Linked DNA regions of Homo sapiens: regions 1, 2, 3, 4, 5 and 7 are each linked to region 6. The links are chromatin contacts, found by Hi-C or POLR2A ChIA-PET in ENCODE. All regions are on one chromosome and are shown on one strand. Each heading gives the region's core, a stretch centred on a gene start or an enhancer-like site at or near the end of the contact. The rest is flanking DNA. Distances are from core to core; before and after follow the strand shown.

Region 1 (3,576 bases), core at 416-2,915, 6.3 Mb before region 6:
ACTGCGGGCAGGGGGAGGAGAGACAGCCGTGAATAACAGGAAGGCGAGGTTTCGGCAGTGAACGTTGCGCCTGACATTTTTTTCCTCCTTCTTGAAACGCACATAAAAGGAAACGGCGGTGCCCTCTGCATCCACGTTTCACGCGCGTGGGCGCGCACACTCCACACCCCCAAATATACCCGCCCGCCCGGCCCGGCTTGGCCCCAGGCGCCCCGGGCCCCGCATCTACATCGGACAGGATTGTAACGGAATGTTATCCCCAGTCGGGAAGGGGGTCGGGGAAAAGAGGGAGAACACACTCAGCCACGACAAGCACGACAACAAATGCATCGGAAACAAATCAGAAGGCGATGCCGGGGCGGTTTCCCGGCGTGGGAGGGGAGGTGGCTGGGACCCAGGGGGACCGAAGGGCTCCTGGCGAGCCCCCTCCCCGAAAGTACCGCGGCGACAGGCACACGCCGAGGAAGTCTTTGTGTACGTGTGTGTGCGTGCGTGTGGAGCGCTGTGCCAGGCGAAATGGAAACTACAGGCAGCCTCTGCTGATGGGCACAAACTCCCGTGCTCTTGCCACGGGGTTCGTGCACAACAAAAATGAGACGTCGTCATACACACTGAAACACACACACACGCCCGCAGGAAAACACGCCGAGGCATCCATAACTTAGAGCACCCCGCACCCCCCAGCGAAAAGCCCCACGCGATCGGCGAGGCCAGTCGAACCGAGCCCCCGCAACACACTTTCAAGAGCCCAAGTGGCTCCAAAGTATCTCCCACCTCCCCCCAAAAAATGAAATTCAGAAAGGCAGGGCGGCGGGCGGACAGCCGCCGAGCCTCGGCTCGCGCTCAGCACCTCCCGGCGCTGGGGCAAAGTTGCGTGCGGCCCCGCCGCTGTCAGCCCCGCACACTTCGGCTCACACACGCGCGCCGCGGAGAACGCACCATCGTAGCGGCCGCGGCGCTTTGCGGAGGTGCGGCCGCCGAGGCTGCTCGCCGCGTCCCCGGACTGTGCCCGCAGCTCCCGGCGGCGGCGGCTGAAATATGGCTGAGTTATTATTCGCCTCCTTCCACCGTGTGTGTGTGTGTGTGTGAGTGCGCGCGTGTGAGCGAGAGGGAGTGTGTGAGTGCGCTTCTTGTGACTGCAAAGAGGCGAGGAGGGAGGGAGGCGCGGGGGGTGGAGGGGCGAGTGTGAGCGTGTGTGAGTGTGTGTGTGTCTGTGTGTCTGTGTGCGCGCCGGGGGGGGGTGGGGGAGGAGGGGAGCGGAGGCTGAGGGAGAGGCGGCAGCTCCCTGCAAGCCGTACCAACCTTTCTCTAATTGGAACCGCGGAGCGCTGGCGCTGTCTGGGCTGCGGCGGCGCAGGGCGAGGAAGGAAAGTGGGGGAGGGCTTTTATTATTATTTTTGCGCGTACTTACCGAGCTAGCCATGCCTGGGGGCCCGGAGGTTTGCTGGGGTGTTGTGTGGTACCCCCCCCTCCTCCGCCCCCCCTCAGCTGTAATTCATGAAGAGGCTGCTATGAATGAGAGCGCGCCCAGGAGCGGAGGGTAGATGGCGGACATTCTCTGCCTTTTTCCCCCCGCGCTCGCTTGCTCGCTCGCTCGCTTATTAAACTCAGCCCCAAAAGCAAAAGCAGCAGCAGCAGCAGCAGCTCCAGGGTAAAGAAGATGATTGCGGAGCATGCGCCGTGGCGCCTGACACCCGGGCTCCGAGCCTCACAGGGCGGAGGGAGGGCTTGCGGGCGGGGCGGAGCGCGCGGGGAGGCAGAGCGAGCGAGCCAGGGGGAGCTCGAAAGAGCCAATCACCTGCCACCTCCCGAAACCCCGGCGGCCCGCAGCGCCACACTGGAAAGCCTCGCTTAAAGTAACAGGTTCCTGCTGGGGGGGTGGCAGGGAGGGGACGCAGGAGTGGGGAGAGCGGCCAGCTGGGGAGCCATCCCAGCCCCTGTGTAAACTCTGCTCGCCCTACAATAAAAAACGGATTAAAACTGCTGGAATGTAGCCACTGCTTAGAGCCCTCAGCAGCCGGAGAGGGGGTGTTAAATCAAGTCCTTAGCTAGTACGCACGGGGAGGAGGGAGTGGGCTTTCTTTTACTTTCCACCACGTATTTCTGTGGTTTTGTGCTGAAAAGACAAGAACTCACACCCAAACAAACTTACTTAAAGAGAGCGAGAGAAATGCCATCCTGCAAAAAACGAGCATGAAAATAGCAATGACTGAGGCTGTTCTAACCCGCAACGATCCCCTGGCCCCCTGCCCCATCCACTCACAGGCACCCGCCCGCCACCCTCACTCCCCGCCCTTCTGCCACCGCCACCGAAAATTTGAAAATGAAATGAACAAGGGAGAAACAAGGATGCTATTTCCTTGCAAGGGAACGCCTTCCGCTTTGGTAATCCCCGGCTGGGAAGCTTCATAAAGCGGTGCCCAGGTGAAAGCAAGACACCTGGGAGTGCCGGGTACAGACCCTCGGGGACCAGGCTTGGAGTTGTTTTCTTCGGGGGGCTTCCCCTCCTGACAGCCTACTGAGTTGCATCAGAACGTGGAGGATTGTCCTCTGAGGACGCGCGGGGCAACCGGGAGTCTTAAAATAGCAGATAAAGTTAATACTGACTGTAATGTGCGTAAATTGGATTATAATCTTTAGGCGTATTGGTGACAACCAGCGTAATCCATCTCTGAGTATTAATCCGGTTAGACTCCCGGGTGACAGCCAGTCGCAGGAGTGTTCCCAGAGTCGCGCCTCTGCAAATGTTCTCACTCGCGTTGTATTTGATCTCAGTGGCCGGAGATAGAACAGCGCGGCCACGCGTGGGGCGCGGAGAGGAGTATCAACTACTGGCTTCCTTTACAGACGCAGATAACCTTTAAAAAGGAAACGGATAAGATCTAGACGATTGATTTGAAAGTGAAAGATGGATGTGACTTTGGTTCGTTAAAAAAAGATCCTTGCATCTTCCTAGCCCTTAGACCTCTTTTGCCTTCTCTTTACTCCCCTTTTTCCCTCGCCTTCCAACTTCTTGCTGAACCTTGATTTTTCCTTCTCTTCTCCTTGCCTTTCCTCTTTGTCCCTCTTTCTTTCCTCTTTGTCCCTTTCTTTCCTCTTTGTCCCTTTCTTTCCTCTTTGTCCCTCTTCCTCTTTCTGACTGAACTTCCTTGCTTTCCTCTTTTCCCTTTACTTCCCTTTTCCACAAAAGCAAGTTGTCTCGGCCCTTGAATTGAGAAGAGCAGAATAGCGGGGAGGACGTTACCTAGGGCGTCCTGTGTCCTCGCTGTTAATTTTCAGTTCTCCCAGCAGCTCTCACAAAGATCCTGGGAATCAGGTCGGACCACTTGGAACCAACCTTAGTTTCCAAACCAGCAGCCTTCCAACTCAACTTTTGATTCCCTAAAACTGATATTCCGCTGCCTGTCAGTTATAATCAAGAAACTTCTTTGGCTTGAGGTCCCCAGTTCTTCCCAGCCTTCTACAGGATTTAGCATAGAATGGAGCAAACGACTGAAGGTAGAAACATTTTAATCTAAATCCAAGGGCTTAGATTTGTCAACTGACACACATATACATAACTGCATATCATCCTGT
Region 2 (3,412 bases), core at 842-3,341, 7.7 Mb before region 6:
TCAGCTATTCGGGAGGCTGAGGTGGCAGGAAGTTAAGGCTGCAGTGAACCCTGTTTGTGCCACTGCACTCCAGCCTGGGTGACAGAGGGGGGGATCCTGTGTCCAAAAAAAAGGAGGGGGCGAAGAAATCTTGTCTTTCCTTTTCTAGTTGGGATGAGGAAAAATTAAAAAATATATATGTAAATAAAGAAAGAAATCTCGTTTATATTGCTTTAAAACTGCTAATTAATTTAGACTTTGGGAAAGAAGGAAAAGAAGCCCACAAGCTAAATTTTGTTTCACTGTTTCTTTTCTTTTTTTTCTTTTTTTTTTTTTTTCTGAGGCAGAGTTTTGCTCTTGTTGCCCAGGCTGGAGTGCAATGGCGCAATCTCGGCTCTCTGCAACCTCCGCCTCCCAGGTTCAAGCCATTCTCCTGCCTTAGCCTCCCGAGTAGCTGGGATTACAGGCATGCACCACCACGCCCGGCTAATTTTGTATTTTTAGTAGAGACAGTGTTTCTCCATGTTGGTCAGGCTGGTCTGGAACTCTCGACCTCAGGTGATCCGCCCGCCTCAGCCTCCCAAAGTGCTGGGATTACAGACGTGAACCACCGCGTCCGGCCCACAAGCTAAATTTTGAAGTATTAGATCCTTTCTTAAACTTTTGCTCTTCGGATTGTCAATGTCAAAGATAGTTTCCAGGGGGACCAAATTGGCCCCAAACTGTTATTAAATAAGCCTTAACTTTTATTGCTGCGCATTTCTTCTGAAATCAATTCTGACTGCTTACGTGGTTAGAAAAATAGTTTCTGCTATTGAATATAAAACTCAAATTATCCATGGCTATGCAATAAACTTCAGAAATAAATGGACAGCAGTGCATTTATGACCCAGGTATAATCTCACATTTTTATGCAAAAATACAGATTAAATAAGGAGAGTGTAATTTTCAGGAAAATGATTATTTATGTGGATACTCACCAGATATGCAGAAATCTTACCAGTTCTGATTTTGACCTGCCATGGAATCTGAAGTCATTCGCCTTTTTTTCCCCCCAGAGGTAAAAAAGTTATCTCTACTTCAAACCATTTCCTTCTTCCTAAATAACTAGTAATTGCTTTTTCATTTACTATGATAACTCAAAAACGTTGTTCAAAAATATCCTGCAAAATTTGCATTATAGAGAAACGACTCTGCAGGCGTCTGTGTCGATAATGAGGCTACACTTAGGAGGCGTGAGGGTACTGACTATGCAAATGAGCGATTTCTCCATTAGGAATTCCCATCCCCAAATCTGGGCCGAAGGAGAGACACCGAGCGCGGCCAGGGACTCACATGGTGCACTGGAGCCAAGGGGTTTCGGGAAGGGCCAGCGCGCGGGTCTCTCTAGAGCCCTCTACTCATGCGTGGGAATTCCAGATTCCTTCCCTGGGAAGGAATCTTCACGTATCTCCCGGCACTGTCCTCAGTGACCTTCAGCCACTCGGCATCACTTTCCCTGTCTTTGAAAACTCCGAGAGAAGCAGCCGCCACCTGCCTCAGGCCAAGGCAATAAACCCACATCACACCGCCAGTCTGAGCCCTGCAGGAAGGGGTGCACAGCGGCCTCCAGAGCGCTTTCTCCCCAGCTCTGTTTCTGCAGGCTCGGCCGCGCGAACGCTGAGGAGGGGATCGGAGGCCCGCAAGGCTCAGACCCCGCGCCCCGCGGGGGTCGCACAGGGGTCGGGCGGGGGAGGGGAGCGGTGGCTGCAGGGCCTCGGCCCTCCCCGGGGGAGGGGCCTGAGCACCGCACCGCCCCCCTCCTCCCTGCGTCTTCTCCCTCCCACCCCCCGCCCTTTTCCACCCGCCCCCGCAGGAGGAAAGGGAGAGGGAGGGGGAAAAGAAAGTGCTGTTTTGTGGAAAGGGGCGGAAGGCGGGGGAGAAAAAGGGAACAGAAACATGGCGGTCAGGTCTTGGGACGGCTGCGCCGCGGGCAGCTCCTAGGCGACGCGCCGCCCGCACTGTCCGACGGCTCACAGCGCGGAGGCACCCGCGCGGGCCAGCGCTCCGGCCATCGCCCCTGGCTGTAGGCGGCGCCCCTCGGAGACCCTGCCCGCGAGGCGGCGCAGGCGCAGACCGGACTGAGGCGGCGGCGGCCGCTGGAGCTAGTCCCCCGCCCTGCCCTGCCGAGCGCGCCCAGTCCGCGAATCCGGTGCTTTCTTGCCCCAGGAAGAAGCCGTGTCGGGGCTGCGCTGACAGAGGAGCAGGCAGCAGGTGAGGCTGCGGCGCGGGGCCTTTGGCGGAGGAAGCCTGCGCCGTGCCCTCGCGGGGCCTGCGCTGCAAGGCTGGGAGGGCGCGGGACAGGTAGAGCCCGGAGGGCTGAGTTCCGAGTGGCTGGCCCGCGGGGGGTCGCCGAGGAGGCGGAGAGTGGCCGCGGCTGGCGTTCGTGGCCTAGTTTCTCCGCGGTTTCCGGGGGCGGGGAGTCCCCGGATCCTGCGGGATGCAGTCGGGGAAAGGCTGCCCCTGAAGAGCCTCCCCGCGTCGCCCGCCGGGCCCATGAGAATCGTTTGCGTACAAGCGCGAGGGGTCTGGGCCCGGGGGACCGCCGGGGCGACGGCCGCTTTGGTGGGGGCCGGGGTGCGGAGGGAGCAGGATCGGGGCTTCCCAGAGGGGGTCGAGGCTGAGAGAGCGGAGAGCTAGAGCCAGGGGTGGCGGGCAGTCTCGAGAGGAGTCGGGGGACTGAGAAGTGTCGGGGACAACGGGGAGGAGGGGGACCTGGGCAGGTGTCTCTGGTGAATTGAAGACATTTCCTTCTCTGTCTTACGGTGGCCGATCCTCAGGGCTTCTTTGTCGGGGATGACTTTCTAGGAGGGCAGTATCCTTTTAACTCTGGAGTGACTAAACACAAAACCAAGGAATGAAGTCCTAAGGCTGACTCCTGTAAAGAGCTGTAACTTTTTCTGTTTTAAGAATGCTGTCACGTCTTTTTTTTTTTCCTCCCCTTTTCTGCTTGATAGACCTTTTCCCTCTCGAAGACCGTCTTTTATCTGCACTAATAAGGAATTACCCAGTTTTTAAATAGTACCGCCTCCTTCTCCCCTTATGTATGTTTGTCACACGGGAAAATTTAGGGTAGTTACCGCGGGTACTTGTGCAAATTTGAGGGAAAGTGTCATTTCCAGTAGTGAACCCTCAGCTGTCTCTTTGTGCCTCCGAGATACTGTCAAGCGTTGTAGCCTGAGAAATTGACCCACTGAGCCTGCTTAATTGTGTGCAAACCCGTGTTGAGGCGTTCTTCCTAGGCCCTAATTTACGTAGGAATAGGTTTTCCCTTCCGGTCTGTGTATAATGAGAGGGGAGAACGTTAGTGCTAAGGCGCTAAGTTCTGGATAAATACTTGATTTGATGTGATAGTGTGTATTACTCTATCAGAAATGCAGAGCGTTGTATGATT
Region 3 (3,264 bases), core at 16-2,515, 5.6 Mb after region 6:
GATCAAACAGCAAACTGTTTATCATGAATGCAGCACCTGGGCAAACTCACACTGCCTTGCCACCAAATGGTTTGCTGAGCGCCTCACTCCCTGGCGCCAGGCTCCTTGAAATTATTTATTGAGAAATCTAGCACCTATTGTTCAAAGAATGCAGTCTTGCAAGCCTGCTGTGAATCAAGCAGCCAGCCAACAAGCACCTCCCCTTCTCGCTATCTCTTTTGCCTAATAAGAAGGGCTGTGTAAAGCTCAGGGCCCTTGTCCACTAGAGGCAAGGTGCCCCCTGACCCCTTCTTCCAGATATACTCTTTTGTCTCTTGTCTTTTATTCCCGCGTTCGCCCCTCTTTGTTCAGTCCCCTAGGTCCGTGCGGGTTACATAGTGGCACCCCGAACAGCAACAGCATCGGGTGCTCTACAGCTGGGATTACAGCGTGAGGGACCACGCCCGGCCTCATCGATATCTTTTAAGTACCACCTCCTTTCACCTCTTTCCCAGAAGCCTCTGCTCATCTCCAGCACAAAGTAATTCGATACAAATTTACAAAATGGTCATTACCCAGGATCACCTGTCTCCGAAGTTAGATGGAAACACCTGTATTAAAGCCTAAAGCTATTCGGTCTGGAAAAGTCCGGCTCCTCTCCAGCTTCCACTTCTTTAGGCGTGCAAATAAGATTCGGCAGAGTAAGCATCAACTTCCTTTAAGCTCAGACCGCACTTTGTGCTCAGTACTGTAATTATCTGCCCTTTGTGTCCCATCCCTTGGACTGTAATGTATACTAAGGAAGAGCCCTTATCTTATTTCTCAATCTCTGTCAGTACCCAGCCAAGCACACAGTAGACTTTAATATTAGTGAAAATAAATGAAACAAAATTTCTTCCCCAGCTTTGAACCTAAATAGATGAGCACCCTTAAGCAAGTCACTTCACCTCGCTGGAACTCAGTTTCCCCACCTAGGCCTCCGAGGGCTCCTCAAACTCTGGCAACCTCTAGCCTAAAATGCTGCGGAGATCTTACCACAAACCTGGGGAGTCTGGCAGGCTCTCTGCATTGATTAAAAGAAGGGAACGAAGCAAGAGAAAAACAAGTCCTCAATTGTTTTCCGCCGAGAAGGCGCCGCTGGAGACACTCACCCTCCCTAAACCAGGGGGCCATGTAGCTCAGGATGTAGGTAGGGTCCAGGGTCTTCCGGATATAATCCTGGAAGGCTTGCAGGCTGCGTCGCTGCTCGGTGGTCATGCCGGCCTCTGCTTGCAGCTAGCTACGTTCCCCGCAGGCTGTGCCTCACTAGCTTTAAAGCCGGGTAGGAGGAGGGCGTGGCGAGCGGGGAAAGCAGGGATTTTCCGAGGAAATGAGGCCGGACGCGAGGCGGAGCTGCATAGGAACTTTAATAACTAAAGGGAAAATCGAAAGTGCAACTAGCGGCGGGCGGGGTTCGCGGAGGCTGTTTTGCCTCGGGCTAGTTTCGTTTCCCTCCGCACCGAGGAAGCCCGGGAACGGAGAGGACCCCTAGGAATTGCTTTTATTTTTATGATCTTATATTTTGTTTTGCTTTTATAGCGCTAACGTTTAGACACAGTAAAATGCACACAATCTGAGTGTGCAATTCGATGAGTTTTGTAAAGTGTACACCTGTGTACCCAGTTCTCCCACGTCGGCTGGGTGCCAGGGTAAGTCTATGTTTAGCTTTATAGGAAACCGCCACCTGTTGTCCAAAATGACTGATTACATCCAGTTTACATTCCCACCCGCAGTAGGAGAGCTCCAGTAGATAGACACATTGGTCAGCCTTTCTTTTTTTTTTTTAATTTTAACTTCCATCTTGGTCGGTGTGAAATGGTATATTATTGTGGTTTTAATTTTAATTTCCCATATAATTAATGGTGGGCACATTTGCATGTGCTTACTGGGTCATTCATATATCTTTTGTGAAGCATCTGCTCCAATCTTTTGCCTGACTTTGGAGTTTTTTGGTTTATGGATTTACAGGAGTTATTTATTCAGGATACAAAATTGTTAAATATATGTATTCGAAATATCTTCTTCCAGTCTGTGGCTTACCATTTCATTTTCTTAAAGGTGTCTTTTGAGGAGCAGACACTTATATTGATGCAATTTTCAGGTTTTTCTTCTGTTTGTTGTTTTTTGTGTCCTCTTTAATAAATCTTTGCCTACCCCAAGGTCATGAAAATATTGTTTCCTTTTAGATTTATATTTTTAGCCTTTACTTCTGGGTCTATTACTATCTCAAAATAATTTTGTTGTGGCGTGAGATGGGGGGTCCAGGTTCACTTTTTCCATATTTCTAATTGTTTCAGCACCGTTTGTTGAAAACTTTTCCTTTTGGCATTGGATAGCCTTGGGACCTTTGTAAAAAAACCAAGTCCATTGAATGTATATGTGTCTATTTCTGACTCTTGTTATATTCTACTTCCTACTACTTTGACAATACCATTGTCTCTAGGTTACTTTAGATTTCAACTAAGTCTCAAAATCAAGTACTACTAAGTTCTCCAAATTTGTTTTTCACTGTGAAGATATTAGCTATTTGAGATTCTTTGCATTCCTTTTTTTTTTTTTTTTTTAATTTCTTTTTTGAGACAAGGTCTCACTCTGTCTCCCAGGCTGGAGTGCAGTGGTGCAAACAGGGGTCACTGCAACCTTGAATCCCTGTGCATTTCCATATGAAATAAGAATCAACTTGTCAATTACCCCTTCCTTCCCCCAAAAAAAGTTTATGGGGATTTTGATCAAGATTGCATTGAACCTACAGATAAACTTGGGGAGAAGTGACATCTTAACAATATTGAGTCTTCTAATCCATAAGCATGGTATGCCTTTTCATTTACTTAGGTCTATAATTTCTCTCAGCAGTATTTTAGTTTTGTTTCATTTTATTTTACAGACGGAGTCTCACTATGTTGCCCAAGCTGGAGTGCAGTGGCTATTCACAGGCACAATTATAGTGTGCTACAGCCTTGAACTCTTGGGCTCAAGGGATCCACCTGGACTCAAGCAATCCTCCTACCTCAGCCATCCAGAGTAGCTGGGACTACAGGCACGGGCCATCACACCTGGCTATTCTGAACTATTTTATGTTATTTGATGCTACTGTCAATGGAATTGTTTTTAAGATTTCATTTTCAAATTGTCTGTTGCTACGGTATAGAAATACAAATGATTGGCTGGGTGTGGTGGCTCACACCTGTAATCCCAGCACTTTGGGAGGCTGAGGTGGGTGGATCACCTGAGGTCAGGAGTTCGAGA
Region 4 (3,646 bases), core at 344-2,843, 5.1 Mb before region 6:
CAACTCCTATGCCTAGGGGTATTTTATGCTTACAGGATCTAACTTGGTTACAACGTCTAACTTTTAGCAGAGAGGCAGTGCTGAGTAGAAACTGGACTTGTTAACCATATCAAGTCACTTAAGTTGGCTAGGATCCCCTACTTAGGTAGCGGCCATAAAGCCTAGGGCATCCCTGTGCCCTCAATGGTTCACTTCTGAGTGGTGGGCTTCCTGCTCCTCAATAGAGCAATCGGCAGAAAGGCCCCTAGAAAGCTACATTGTCTTCATCCGCGAAGGATTCCCTGTCTCCTATTCCTCAAAGGAGCACCCGGATTCTACTTTCATTCTTCTTTTGCCATTGCATTTTATAACTTAAAAGAAATAGATGATTGTAACAGAAGAAAGAAAACTTTACATTGTGAGAAAATTTAGACCTAAAGCTTATAGTAATGTGAGGACGAAAGTCTATACTGTTTAAGTAAATAGGTTCTATGAGCAGCATCCAGGCTAACATCACACAGTGGTATTTTGAATTAAATTGTACTTGTGTTTTGTTTCCGTGTTTTGCTGCTGTAAGGAAAGAGGAAAGCATCCCCTTTCTCGGCCCTCCTCCCACGTCCAGGCTAATTTGCAGCATTTCTACATCTCAGAGTCCACCCTTAAGATCCTTGCCACCCATTATTTTGTTTCAGAACGCTTAATCCATCAAGGAAGGTTAAATTGGATTACCCCAGTAGGGAAGGGACGGGGGCTGTAAGCATGAGGGATTATCCCTGTAAAGGGCTCGTGGTGTGTGTGTGTGTGCGTCCTGCTAGTGTTGAATGACGGAGACCTGAGTTTGGATTCTGAATCCAGGTGTATTCGATGCCGCTCCGGCGTAGAACGGGTTAAAGATGCCCCCAGCCAGGTAGAGCCAGACTGGGAGTTGTGCAAGGTCTCAACCCCCTAAAAGCGGCCCCTCAAATTGAAGATGAGTAAATCATAGTTCGTAAATCAGAAAGATTATCCAGTACTACGTTACTCTGTTTATTTCCCTTTCGTCATCCCTGAGTCTTGGGTCAAGTCCATCCCAGCTCTGTCCTCCAGGAATCAAGGGAAATACGCAAACCCGCGGTGGGTTCGCAGCCGCAGGAAGGACAAATCTTGCCCCCGCCGCGGCGGCCGCCCCGCGTTAGCTGCCTAAGAGAATCTCCGTGGCCGGCCAGTACCCGCCTTGGTGAGGATTCTCCCTCCCGCGAGAACTTCTGGAATGCCGCCGGGCCAGATTTTGCAGCTGAGGCCTCCGACGCCACTAATATTGGGCCAAGCAGGGAGTGCTGCTCTTCCTTATAAGGTTTTAGCGAAAGTTAAGTAAGCCAATTAAAGTGCAAAACACACAGTCTGGAACAATACAGCGCTCTATAAATGGTCTCCATTATTATCATTATCCGTTAGTTATAACTGGGGATAAAAAAAAAAAAAAAACGACAAAAACCTGGAGAACCGGAAAGGTCTGCAAAAGGGGCGGAACGCGGGAACTTCGATTTGGGGAAGGGGTGGCGGGGGAGATCCCACACAAGCAGCCAATCCAGCTGTCCCGGGGAGGAAGAGGAGGAGTCAAGGCCCGCCCCTGGTCTCCGCACTGCTCACTCCCGCGCAGTGAGGTTGGCACAGCCACCGCTCTGTGGCTCGCTTGGTTCCCTTAGTCCCGAGCGCTCGCCCACTGCAGATTCCTTTCCCGTGCAGACATGGCCTCTGGCACCACCACCACCGCCGTGAAGGTGAGATGAGCCCTCCCAGCCGCAGCGGTTCGCCCTGCCGGATGCCTTCTCGCCCCCGCGCCGGGGGACCGCGCCTCCGGGGGCCATGCGCCCGGCCCGTGCGTCCCTTGCCGCCGCGGGGAGGGACTGGGGCGCGGCACTCGGGACTCACTTGCCGCGCGAGGAGAGGGTACGCTTGCAAATGATCCCCCTGCCGCACCGCCAACACACACACACACACACACACACACACACACACACACACACACACACACACCACCTTTTGGCTTATCTGCACCCGCACCCTGTAGGGCGTAGGCACCCCTTTAGAGAGAGAGGTCGTGGATGGGAGAGGCTGCACCCATGCCACCACCATTCCTGAGAACCACTCTTCTTCCAAGAAAGACACCCGGCTGGAGTCAGGAGGTGTCCGGGCGCCTGCAGCTTCTGTGACCGTCTCCTGGTGCCTTGCGGGACTCCAGCTTCCGCTCTCTGACTCTGCTTGTTGCCTGCGGCCCACGTGGGAGAACTGCTTACTTGCTCTTTTGTATGCTTCCGGCTTCTTTTTCCTCCAAACGTAGGCCTTCTCCGCGCTGAAGTTTTCCCCAGCAGCGTAATACTGTAAGAATTCTGAGACTTTCTTCGAAAAGGAGTACAGGCGTCCGTTTTTAGGGCTGCACTGTTTGGAGGCCTCTGGCTTGAAACTGCTTTGTTTTGCAGCCTTGCAAGTTAGAGTTCAATTTCCTTGTGCCCTAGGCCCTGAGAGGCCTTGATACAAGGGGTCATTGTGCGGTGGGAAGCTTTGTGCTGAGGAGGGCACGAGTTCTGAGAGTAGCAGCTGGCTTCCCTGGGGTTTTAAACACTTCTCTCCTGGTTAGTATTCCGAGAGAGAATTACAGCACGTAAAGAAAAATTGATGATAAAACTTAAGACCTCTTCTAGGCAGTTTATTACTGGCTAAGAATGCGTTCTTGTTTGATTTTTAGAAATTTTTGGCCTATGGGATAGGAAGGTCTGCGATCTTCTCCAAAGCATCTCGATTCCCTACACTCGACTGCAGTTTTCCCGGGAGAAGGCGAATTTCTGCGGTCAGTGTGTAATCAGCCAGATTAGTTTATTACGCCCTTGCAGGTTTAAATGAGCCACTTAGAATGAGAGGAATGGTGAAGGGTGTTGCATCCAGACTTATATATGAAACTTATTTTGTCATTTTGAAAAGAATCTTGCATCCAGCAAATATTTATAGAAGGCCTCTCCCCTGCCTTCATTGTTTGGCGGAAACAAGGCAGAAATGGTTTTCATGAAACTCGTGTGAAGTATGTGACTTCTCTTAGGTGCTCATCTATAAACTGAGAATTTTACTGCAGAATTTGCTAGGAGGGCTAGAATTATATTGTCTATGTTGCACATGGTAGAAGCTTATTAAGTGGTAGTGCTTATAAGTGGGGGAACTGAGATTAATTTTGAATGATCTTTTCCCCAAAAATTATTAAGTTATTGTGTTAGGTATCATTAGGCCACAACTTTTCACCTTATCCTTGCAGGAATACACTTCAAGCGCCATTAAAAATGGAGAAATGGTGTTTAAAACAGTCTTACTTTAATCTGGTTAGCATTCTCCCTGCCACAGGGTTTCCCTTCAAATTAATGCAGTGCATTTAAGTGCAGAATGGGCAATGGGATTCTCAGAGACCTGATGTAAATATTGAATAGTGTGTATTTTTGGTCTTGGCAAGCTTCTGGATATAAAATTAAGAGGTACATATGGTGCTAGGACTGCCTGCTGATTTCTCTTTTAATTTAGAACAGATGACAGCTTTGCCGTAGAGATTCCATGATGCCAGCACCGTATTCCCCAGACTTCTAAGGCAACATTCTGTATAGAAGATGTGAGGTGCCAGTGTCCAGAGCAAAATAGGTTAATAAAA
Region 5 (3,673 bases), core at 1,079-3,578, 5.5 Mb after region 6:
GCACGAAAATTAAACGTATAGCAGGTGTGGTGGGAAGAGGGCATCAGGGGAGAGCCGTTGGATATTTACCGGGAGCCAAGATGAGGCTAAGACCTGCCTCTCCTTGTTATGAATTTAACTCTTTTTTTCTTAAAGAGGAACAAAACGTTTATTTCAAATTTTCTCTGGTATGAAGACATATATTCAGTGAAAAATTTAGGGATTCTAAGGTCCCCTCAAAGCATTCAGGAGGACCACTGTGCATTCAGAGGACACTCTCTTGCCTGCTGCCAGGTAAGACATACCTGCTTCCCCTTCTGCCATAATTGTAAGCTTCCTGAAGCCTCCCCAGCATGCAGAACTGTGAGCCAATTAAACCTCCTTCCCTATGAATTACCCAGTCTCAGGGTTCTTTACAGCAGCGTGAGAACGGTCTAATACAGACACCTTTGGAATATCCAGGTGGGGTTGCCACATATGGCTGCAAATCAAGAGTGTGAAGGTCAGAAAGTTAACTAAGACCAATGACAGAGACATAGCAGGCTTCAGCTAGAAGTGGCAGGCAGTCTGCATACTGAGAAAATAGATGAAGAAAAACTCAGCAAATGGAGAAACATATAAAGCAAGAGGAGAGAGTGTAGGGAAAGACCTTAAAAAAGAGGGACAAAAGAGGGAAGAGGTGACTCCTAAGAGCGGAGGGCTGAAAAGCCAAAAGGAGGTTAACATTTCTAGGAAAACGAATCGCCAGTGTCAAATACCACAGAGTAGTGAGTAAGGACAGGAACAGAGGACAGGCCCTGGGATTCACGATCTGCACGTCACTGGTGACAACGTCCAAGAGCAACAGACTGGGGGGATGTGGAACTATTTCCTTCACGGTTTTGACCAGCGTGCTTACTAATAAATCTCAATTCCCTTCATAGCTCTGATTTGATTGTTTTCTGCGAAGGATTCTCAGTTACACGGATGTTATCATTGAACATTAGATACTTTGCTTTCCGAATGGCTGCCTCATTAAGAATCGCAATTTAGCTGGATGTGTCCTCATCGGACTTCCCCAGCCTTCTACTCACTCTCACCTTGCCCCTACTCTCCCTACCTCCCAAGGGGACTGGAGCATGATTTTTCAGGGATTGTGGTGCACCTCTGCCATATGGTGGACATTCAAAGAAAATTTAATTACTAATGTGAATGGAAAGGATTTAGGAAGTGGGTGGGAAAACAGTCTCCTCTCATATTGGAAATACAGTTACTTCCCCTTTCAAAATAAATATAAGTATTTATATTTCAAAGTTAAATATAACTAGACGATAGTTGTACCCTATAGTGCAGTATGACAGGGAAGGTGTAGGCTTTGGTGTCAAACCAACCTAAGGACTGAGTCTCAGCTGTTGCGCATTGCACACCTGCAAAGACGGGTAATATTCTTTACTTGTAAGGTGGTTGGAAGAGCTGAACTGAATAACGTGGAAAGAGTCGATCACAGGGCTTTGTGCAGAATAGGAGGGCAGTATAAAGTAGCAGGGGGGCTATTAGTACTGGCTATTGTTTACTCATCCTATAAGCTGCTTATTCAGAAAACTACAGTAACTTTCCAAATAATTTGGGCAGGAAAACCTCACCACCTTTCATCTAGAAAGATCTAATCACTTCTTTGAACGCCATTCACCCAAGAGGGCACAACTCCTACCAACATGAAAAGCAGATCTTGTGAAAGCCCACTTGCTGCCATCTCCCAGCCATTTCTCCGACTTCAGACCGGTGAACATCGTGCATTAGAAAGTGTTGTTACATGTCCAAGGAAATCTACATATAGAACTTTTGCCACGGAAATGCTGAAGTCCTATTCTGACAGCGTGACTCCGATGTCCACTTGGCAGGCTTTGCGCAAAGAATTAAGGCGAGGGTGGAGAGGGTGGGTAGGGTGGGGACGGACAAAGTGAGAAGGGAGGCGGGCCAAGTGACCACACGTACATGAAGCCTCTCCAGTTATGGCCAAATCATTTTTTAAAAATAATTCCATTTCTTCCCCACCCTTTGGTCACTTCCTAACGCCGGCTGGGGAGTCACATGCTAAGCTCCAAAGTGAGCAACAGACACCCTCGTCCCAGGTCCCATGCTGGCAGAAGCGGACCCGGGCCGAGGGATCAGCCCTCCCACTTCCAGCGGAGGAGCCCTTCGCAACCCTAGCCTCCAGCCCGGGGCGAAGTCCTCCAGGCCCGCGGGGGCGCCCGCAGGCTCCGCCCCTTCTTCGGCTAGCTGCCCGTCCGTCCCGCCCCTGCTCCGCCCTTCCCGCCCCTGCTCCGCCCATCGCGCGGCGGCCCCGGGGGCGAGAGGGGGCGGAGCGTGGAGGCGGCAGCTGGAACCGCGCAGCGCACGGGAACGCGTCCCGCTGCTTGGGTCAGGTTCGCCGGTCGCGGGAGCCCCGCCGTGCAGTCGGAGGTGAGTACCGACGCGGCCCGACCCACGTCCCCAGGCGGGAGCGCCGTCCACCCTGTATCCCTCGAGAGTCGGTGCGGGCCTTTACCGAGGTGCCCGAGGCAGTGGCGGCACGGGGGACACGGAGGCGAGCTTGGGGAGGCTGAGAGGAGAATCGGGGACGTGTTTCTGGCGACTGACGTCTCCACCCTGTCCCCAGTCTATGTCATGCCGGGGAGAGAAACCAGGGATTGGAAGTGGCTTTCCTAGACCCTTCTTAGCCTTGGCTGTGCGTGCTGTCCTGAAAGTCCTTGCCTAGGGTGTGCGGCCAGTCCTGGGAGTCCTAACCCCGAGGGTGTGAGGCCCGCACTGGGAGTCCTCGCCCAGGCCCGGCTGGCTGGATAGGGAAACCCTTGCTAAAGTTGTGCGGGCAGATCCGGGAATCCACTCCAAGGGGTAAAGGGAAAATGGGATGAGGGGGAAGAGACCCTTCGTGGGAGGCTTGAACACAGAGCCCACCATGATAGATTCAGAGATCTAGAAAGGAGCTTGGGCTGCAGTTATGACCAAGTCATTTTTTTCTAGATTCAGCTAGCACATCATAATGGCATCTTCCTTCTTGCAACACATGTAACTCTCTTCCCTGGGGGACAACCTCTAGGACAGAAGTCCCCAAACTTTTCTGGTACTCAGTACTCCTTTACACTCTTAAAAATTAGTATCTTAAGGAGCTTTTATGTGTGTTATATCTATCCATATTTATAATATGTAAGTAAGACTGAGAAATTTGTACTATAATAATTCATTTAAAAAGAATAGTGAACTAATTATATCTTAACATTGCCTATTTTTATGAAAAAGAACTATATTTCCCAAAACAGAAAATGATTGAGAAGAGTGGCATTGTTTTACATTTTTGCAAATCTCTTTGATGTCAAGCGTAATTGAAGACAGCTGGATTCTGATAGCTGCTTCTGCAGTCTGTTGCAATATCACATATCATGTAGCCTCTTGAGACCTCCACTGTATACTCCTGAAAATGTGTGAATGAAAAAAAGCAAGTAACATTTTATTACTAGGAAAATGGTTTTGACTTTGGAGATCCCTAGGAGTTCTCTGCACCACACTTTGAGGATGCTGGTGTAGGAAATGCTTCAGAGGCTTCATTCATTGGGCCTGCTTCTTGTTTGTGATCCTTCCTCTGATTGGGAACACACACCACCTCATGCCATGGACAGTATTAACCTCTGGTATCTGGAACCAAGTTTGATCTCAC
Region 6 (3,676 bases), core at 575-3,074:
AAGTAAAAATACTGAATTCCAGCCAAGTACAACAAACTCAACAAACCAAACAGCACTTGTCCCAAGACTCCAAAGACTGTTCAACATCAACTAACTTATCAACAAATTACATTATCTGACTAAAGGAGAAAAAGTATGTGATCATCTCAACAGAATGCCAGAAAACCACCTGATAAAATCTCTACATAAACTGTTTCTACTCTACCAAAGAGAATAATGAGCAGAGGATATGTACAGAAAATTACATAAGAAGAAATCAAATGGCAAATAAAAATATTAAAATGTTCAATCTCACTAATAAGGAAAATAAAAATTAAAACAAACTATTAATTTGACCCACTAGTCTGGCAATTTTTTTAAAAAATGCCATCAAAATGTCATCAAAAGCTAGTTAAGAATCTCAGAAATAGGTATTCTTATATATATACTGTTTGGACTATAAATCTGTAAAGTCTCATTTGGAAAGCATTTGGTGGCATTCATAAGTTTTTAATAGCATAAACTTTGACCCAGGAATTTCAGTTCTCACACTCTCTCCCAACATAACTCTTGTAGGAGATATATACATAAAGGTGTTTGTATTGTAGTCACAACAATACAAAAAAACCTGCACACCCAAATATCAGAAAAATATAATACAATACCAGGCAGTCAGTAAAAATAACAAACCACGTATATAAAGAAGCCTATCACAACAATGCAGGTATTCAACAGCGGGAATAACACAATACAGCTTAAGTGTAGGAACTTAAAAACACGTATCTCACGAGGAGTGATTAAAAGAGGCCGCGTATCAAAATACTAATGGAGGGGCAAGAAAAGGGACTTGACGCTTTCCCTTTATTTCCTCATTGAATGAATTTAAAGTACCTATTCATTCATTTGTTTTCAAACAAATTATGAACTTTTTTAAAACGGCGTTCTCTTGGCAGACTGGTGGCGTATAAAGAACATGGCTTTTGTAGTCAGATATTTGGATTCAAACCTAGGAGCTATTAACAAACTCTGTGACCGTGGGTAAAGTTTAACTTCTTTGGGCCTCAATTTTCTTATCTCTAATGCGGAGTTAACCATATCTACGAAAAGGTGAAGACGAAGGGAGAAGTGTTTGGCTCGCAAGGGAAATGAAGGCTAGCTTCCAACTCGTATTCTTCCGGCAGAGTGAAACCATAGGAGTGGAAGGAGCCAAGAGTTTAAAAAATAAATTAAAAAAAAAGTGATCAGGAAATCCAGAAACTTGAAGTTCAAGATTCAAGACACGGATGGGAGTGTGGGGCTCACCAGGACTTAGGTAGGAACATGAACCTCAAGGACGGACGACCTTGAGATTGCCGCGCTAGCAGTGAGCTCCAGCCTGCGCCCCATCCCTCTGGAAGCCCGACTTCTTCCGAAAAAGCAGCAGCTCCAGGAAGCGGCCAGAGGGGCGCGCACGCACCTGCTGCAAGGAGCCCGAGACGCTGGAAGAGTCGGTACTCCTCCGCTTCCGGCGCTCGCTGCGCTCCACGCTGCTCCCGCCCCAACAGCTGCCGCCGCTCCCACCGCCGGTGACACTTCCACTAAAATTGGCGTTCCCACAGCAGCTGACGCTCCCGCAGCCCCCGGCGCTCCCGCAGCCGCTAGTGCTTCCACTGCTGCCGCTGGCCAACGCGGGTACGATGTCCGGGGCCGCGAGCGCTGCGGCCGCCTCCTGACTGCTACGTTTGCGCCGTTTCTCCCGGGAGGACTTTTTCCCCGTCATGATCCCTCTGCTGCAACCATCGGAGGAAAGTCCGCTGTCTCTGGTGCGACCGAAGCCCGACTCCTGCGGCCGTGGGCGGCAGGCACTGGCGTCGCAGGTTATGCGTCACTTCCGGCCGTGGCACAGAACGTGGTGAAGCGTTATGGGCCGGGGTGGCAGGGGGGTTGCCATAACCAGTTGCGCTTCCCCCTCCGGTCGCGGAGGTCGATTTGAGTGTGTAGCGGGTAGCCTGTCTAGTCAGAGTTTGTTTTGTTTTGTTTTTATATCTCTACAAAGGATAGAAGGTGGAACTTACGTCCTTTTAACTTCAAAACTTTTTATTGTTAGTGTTTTGTCTGTTTACAATAAGGTTGAAGTATAGTTGCTGATTCTCCATTTCCGTTTACCTCCAAATCTTAAGATATTAACAACGCTATGACAATAAAGAGAATAGGGAAAAGTTGTTCCATCTCATTTTCCTCATCACCTGGGCAAATTAGGTATTTCTTGCGTAGAGTCTGACATGGACAAGTAGAGCTTGAGTTCGTTTTTGAAAATTGAGAATGGGTCAAAGCTTTATGAGATTTTATGGGTGGATGTAATCTAAATAGAAGGCAGATTTTAAGACAAGGGAGCTAGAACACTTAAAACGTGAACCAAGGTCTTTGTCGTTTCAGCAGGGGCCTTTAGCCACTGAGGGAAAAAGGTAGAGCCTGGGGCAAAGCTAGCTGGGTGGTAGTAATTCTGTGCCTTTCCCTGGGGTAAGAAGCAATTAAAGAAGCTTCCCTTCTCTTTGTCTCCTATTTGTCTCAGTCATTCAACAACTACTTAAATGCCTAAAACCAGCCTAGGGTTAATAAATAGGGACACTTCCAGCCCTAGGAAAACTGTCTTCCCCCAGGCCCCACTCTTAAATTGGCCTTGTAAGGTAAATCCTGGGGCTGAGCCCACTGTGTTCCCAGGAGTTCCGTTAAGTATCACACTCATTGGAGTCATACCTGAAAGGATTGAGAGTGTTGTGTTCACAGATAGGAAAAACACATAAAATTAATAACATGTTACATTTATAAACCTGTTATGAATTGTGTCCCTGAAACCATCATAATTTTAATAAAACTAAATTGCTAGATTTTTTCTTTTTTCTTTTTTTTTTTTTTGAGACGGAGTTTCACTCTCGTTGCCCAGGCTGGAGTGCAATGGCACAATCTCGGCTCACTGCAACCTCCGCCTCCCGGGTTCAAGCATTTCTCCTGCCTCAGCCTCCTGAGTAGCTGGGACTACAGGCATGCGCCACCATGCAGGGCTAATTTTGTATTTTTAGTAGACAAGGGGTTTCTCCATGTTGGTCAGGCTGGTCTCGAACTCCCGACCTCAGGTGATCCACCCGCCTCAGCCTCCCAAAGTGCTGGGATTACAGGCGTGAGCCATCGTGCCCTGCCAAATTGCTGGATTTGTGACAAAAGATAAGCTTTTAGTAGAAGCATAGCTAAACGTTAACCAACTTTTCCTATAGCCCACTTCCTTATAGCTGCTTATTGCTTTATAGATATCTTTGACTCGGTTAAGAAATCTCAAGTTTTCCATTTTGAGATATTTACCAGATTCTGTACTCCAATGGTGTTACAGAAGTTAAGAAATTATTTTAGGCAGATAGAGAGGTAAAGGGGTCTTTGGGAAGTTTTTTTTCTTTTAAAGCAGCTCCAGAAATGTTTCTTGTCTAGCAAAAAAGCTGGGCTGGCAAGCTATGATATGCAAATGCAGGCCGTTAGAAACTGGGTTTACTCAGTATGGCGATTCCCCTCTTCTTCTTGTCCCCACATGTGCCTAGCAACATGGCCATCCCCACATATCCCCACATGTGTAGAACATTGTGGCACCCTACATTCGCATATTAAAAGGCTAGGGTGGGAGGGCCACTTTTTTTGCAGGCTACGTGAATGACATACCTGGTCAAACCAA
Region 7 (3,506 bases), core at 816-3,315, 5.6 Mb before region 6:
ACTTGTTCCTCTGAAGTGATTGCCACCAATGACATAGAGCTTATCTCCAACTGTACACATGCAATGCAGACCTCTGACTGTAGTCATTGGAGCCTTTTGCATCCATTTATCTGTATCTGGGTCAAAACACATGAGCTCATTTTGGAAAGTGTCATGGGTAATTCCTCCTGAAATATACATTAAGCCTCCATATACTGTTCCAGCATGACCATAGTGGGGTTCACTCATTTTTGCAACATAGCTCCACTCATTCATTCTTGGGTTGTAACATTCTACTGTGGCCAGTTCACCAGCTGCACTGCGCCCACCAACTGCATACAAATGTCCTTTGAGGGCACTCAAGTGAAAGAATGTGCGCTTTTCATTTAATGATGCAACCTGCATCCATTTATTATACCGAGGATCAAATCTGAAAACTGTATCAACAGCAGTTTTTCCTTTTGTATCATAATTACTCTGACCACCAACTACATAAAGAAAGTTTCCAATGACAGCAATACCATGCTGGTAACGGGGAGCATCCATTGGGGCTAAAGATCTCCATTCTTGTGCCCTTTCATCATACATCCGTAATTCTTTACTGACAACCAGCTGCTGCCTCAAAACTCCTCCTAATGTAACCAAGTGAGTGGAGTCAGATCGAATGGCAGTTCTATCTGACTGCATCACTGGCTGCATATATGGCATCATTTGGTAATTGCTAGCTTCCAAAAGCAAATTCACGCAGGTATTGTCTGTTCTCATGAAATCTACTGTCTGCACGTAATTGATGAGATCCTGTGGTGTCATCAGTGGAAATCGAATATTCTTCATTAACTTTGCAGCATAATCCATCCGAGGGTCTTCCAACCTTAGCCAGCGACAGGCTGCCTTAAAGAGTTCAAGTTCGGTACAGTGCTTAAGACTATTACTGGAAAGCACAAATGCAAGTCGTTCAAAAGGGAGTTTTAGAAACTCCCCAGTACTCAATAAAGCAGGAAAGTTCTTCAGGATGAAATTATTAACATATTTATCCACTTCTATAAGATTGTAGGTGTTAGCAATTCGTCCAACCTCAACACAGTTATCCAAAGAGACTCCTGATATAAGAAATACTTTACAGAAATCCAAAACGGGTAATATTTGTAAAAAGCTAGCAGCTTCAAGTGTGTCCTGAAGATTGTCCATATTAAGAGAAAGTTTTGCAGTATAAATAAAATCAATGATTTTCTTCAGACCAACCTTGTTCACCCCATGAAGCTTAATGCACATCAAATCTTGTTCTTTCATTCCACCTGTGAACATGGCTTTGAAATAATCACTAGCAGACGCCATCATAGCTCTGTGAACAGGGAAGATTTCATCTCCATCACCTGGTACCAGGGTCACATCACAAAGCAATCCTTCTATTCTAAGCTGATCAAAGCCTTGCAATACCACCGAACTGTGAGTATTGCTGGTAAAAAAGCGTGTGGTTCCTGCCTTACAAGGCTGCAAATGGGCAGAGACGCCCATTTCGCCGTTACCAAGGGACACTTTCATGTGAAAGCTTTCCTCTTGCACAGAGATGCAAGCCGGATAAAGAAGTTATAACCGGAATGTTTTACAGGTAACGAGGTGTCCAGAAAGAACAGAAAGCTCGTTTCCTTATCAAGGGAAGGCAGTCACTGCGGCACCCCTCGGGCCACGCCAGTCAGTCATCCACTGAAAATCACCCTGTAGCAGGACCACAAAGGGCTGTGGACCTCAAATCTGATTATTAGACAGATGATTCATCACCTGAAGGCGGTTAAATGACCTGGTTCACCTCGTCCGGCCTGCGCTGCCGCTCCTTCAGCAGTTCCGCTTCGGGCAAGGAAGAGGCGCCGCCACGTACTGTGGCTCCACGGCCCGCTCGGCGGCGGGTCCGGACACCTCAGCGAACGGCCCGCTGCGCCCTCCGCTGTACCTAGAGTGTCGCAGCGGCCACCGGCCTGTCTTTGAGCAAGGGCCGGGAACACAGGCCTGGGCCTGGGCTTGGGCCTAGAATACCGGCCTAGCCCCAACACCGAGCCGCTCCTTCCGGAAAAGCCTAGTCCCAGGATACCACGGGGTGGGAGCGGCCTTAGCGGCTACTGCGGCTGCGCGGCCTCCAGACCTCGTCAGTCAGCGGGAGGGTGGGGGTGGGGAAGGGGGAGGAAGTACCCGGGAGGCGGGAGGGCGAGGGTTGGGGAAGCGGAGCTGTGTGGGGTGGGCGCCAGCCCGGCCTCTTAGAGCTGCCTTGTATGTGGGACCAAATAGGACAGAATGTGTGCAAGCAAGTGTGTTATGCTGCACGTTTGATATAAGTTTTTCGCATATCTGAGCTCTTACGTTCCCCAAATGCATAATTTTTCAAAGCTTTACGCTTCCTAGCTTCTGTTTTTTTGAATAACAGTGAAATGCGGCATTTGTATAAATTGAGAGGAAACCTGGATGCTTAATTTTTTTTTTCCTCTACAAAACAATAATTGTTATCCCACATTATGTAGTAGATACTTCAGTTACAATTTTGGTTCATATTTTCAAATTTGTTACAATTTCAAACGCAAAATATTTGTCTTTACTAGATTGTTACTTTATTATGTAAATGATATATTCTAAATTTTTGGCTTGAAATGCCTTTGTTTTCCACAATTTTAAAAATGGCTACATAATTTTCCAATAACTATACATACTATAGTTTCCTTTGCCCATTGGTTTGTTCCTGAATGTGTACCTTCTTATCCTCCATTGTTTTATAGACTCGGTAGTAAACTTATACAATCTGGTAGCAAAATTTTAGCCCTGTTATGGATAATATTTAGTAAAATACTGATCCAAGACAATATTTCCAAAATATTATCACCAACAATGTTTGTGTCTTTCCCTTCTTCTGACTTTTCCCTTTGTGAGTATTTTATTAACTTGCATTTCTTTAATTAGTGGTAAATTTAAATTTTGACATACAAATAAATGTATACTTTGACACAATTTCTTCCATTTTCCAAATTTTGAAGTTTCTGTCTTTTAAATCCTTCTAGTTCTTTATGCATATGCAAAGTAAGAATGTAGTCATGTTTTTCTTACACTCGCCTCGTTTTTATGTAAAAGATAGCATACCATGTACACTGTTCTGCATCTTTTTTTTTCACTTCAAGATCTTCCTGAATTAGTGTAGAGGGCTTATTTATATTTTTAAACAATTCTGTTGTTGCCTTCTGAGTTGTTACATCATAAGTTATTTAACCAGTGCCCTGTTGATGGGCAGTTCATCTGTTTTGAATGTTTTCTATTGTTTCCAAGGGATGGCAGCAAAATTCAGAAGGCTTAGACTACCACTGTCCTCCACAAGGTGCTCCAGCAGATTGTCACCTTATTCAACACAAGAGGTTGGTTGGAATGAAACTGGCCTGGAGAAATTATTCACTGAATTTTTATCAGCATTGGGAAGTCCTGGAGCCCTGCTTGTTGAATGAGTTAGGGGTGGAAGGGCTCTCTCAGGCCATGACAACTCCCTAATGCTGTGA

The links. A loop is a pair of places that touch in the nucleus more often than their neighbours do. ChIA-PET counts read pairs that join two places held with the same protein, here RNA polymerase II (POLR2A). Pooled maps may share reads with other maps.
Region 1: a pooled map shows a loop between it and region 6 (4-fold over the local background). The contact joins the promoter of MLLT3 here to the promoter of CAAP1 in region 6. A Hi-C loop is called at or near these places in 2 of 50 pooled maps.
Region 2: a pooled map shows a loop between it and region 6 (12-fold over the local background). The contact joins the promoter of DENND4C here to the promoter of CAAP1 in region 6. A Hi-C loop is called at or near these places in 5 of 50 pooled maps. POLR2A ChIA-PET finds 5 or more read pairs at or near these places in 2 of 52 experiments (CD4-positive, alpha-beta T cell and naive thymus-derived CD4-positive, alpha-beta T cell).
Region 3: a loop to region 6 is called in a pooled map, with 7 times the contacts of the local background. The contact joins the promoter of RIGI here to the promoter of CAAP1 in region 6. A Hi-C loop is called at or near these places in 6 of 50 pooled maps.
Region 4: a loop to region 6 is called in a pooled map, with 14 times the contacts of the local background. The contact joins the promoter of MTAP here to the promoter of CAAP1 in region 6. A Hi-C loop is called at or near these places in 8 of 50 pooled maps.
Region 5: a pooled map shows a loop between it and region 6 (9-fold over the local background). The contact joins the promoter of ACO1 here to the promoter of CAAP1 in region 6. A Hi-C loop is called at or near these places in 6 of 50 pooled maps.
Region 7: a loop to region 6 is called in a pooled map, with 13 times the contacts of the local background. The contact joins the promoter of KLHL9 here to the promoter of CAAP1 in region 6. A Hi-C loop is called at or near these places in 7 of 50 pooled maps.

Annotation. Positions count from the first base shown.
Region 1 is chr9:20,620,834-20,624,409 of GRCh38, forward strand. MLLT3 (MLLT3 super elongation complex subunit) reads right to left here and starts at 1,666. Exons shown (of 11, transcript NM_004529.4): 1 at 1,412-1,666; 2 at 1. The coding sequence starts at 1,423. RefSeq lists an enhancer at 1-24 and silencers at 955-1,004, 1,075-1,224, 1,645-2,104, 2,125-2,264.
Region 2 is chr9:19,228,602-19,232,013 of GRCh38, forward strand. DENND4C (DENN domain containing 4C) reads left to right here and starts at 2,092. Exons shown (of 33, transcript NM_001330640.2): 1 at 2,092-2,232. RefSeq lists enhancers at 1,250-1,499, 1,884-2,390, 2,391-2,896 and silencers at 1,530-1,829, 1,910-2,279, 2,500-2,639.
Region 3 is chr9:32,524,931-32,528,194 of GRCh38, forward strand. It overlaps RIGI (RNA sensor RIG-I), which reads right to left and starts at 1,266. Exons shown (of 18, transcript NM_014314.4): 1 at 1,131-1,266. The coding sequence starts at 1,236. RefSeq lists an enhancer at 1,167-1,416.
Region 4 is chr9:21,801,043-21,804,688 of GRCh38, forward strand. It overlaps MTAP (methylthioadenosine phosphorylase), which reads left to right and starts at 1,594. Exons shown (of 8, transcript NM_002451.4): 1 at 1,594-1,739. The coding sequence starts at 1,707. RefSeq lists enhancers at 473-1,103, 1,104-1,732, 2,227-2,436 and a silencer at 1,777-1,936.
Region 5 is chr9:32,382,315-32,385,987 of GRCh38, forward strand. ACO1 (aconitase 1) reads left to right here and starts at 2,329. Exons shown (of 21, transcript NM_002197.3): 1 at 2,329-2,421. RefSeq lists a silencer at 2,130-2,509.
Region 6 is chr9:26,890,978-26,894,653 of GRCh38, forward strand. CAAP1 (caspase activity and apoptosis inhibitor 1) reads right to left here and starts at 1,825. Exons shown (of 6, transcript NM_024828.4): 1 at 1,436-1,825. The coding sequence starts at 1,738. RefSeq lists enhancers at 1,224-1,803, 1,375-1,554, 1,635-1,854, 1,804-2,383, 1,985-2,054.
Region 7 is chr9:21,333,339-21,336,844 of GRCh38, forward strand. KLHL9 (kelch like family member 9) reads right to left here and starts at 2,066. Exons shown (of 1, transcript NM_018847.4): 1 at 1-2,066. The coding sequence starts at 1,521. LOC107987053 (a long non-coding RNA gene) reads left to right here. Exons shown (of 3, transcript XR_001746634.2): 3 at 3,283-3,506. RefSeq lists enhancers at 1,496-1,545, 1,736-2,045 and a silencer at 2,086-2,255.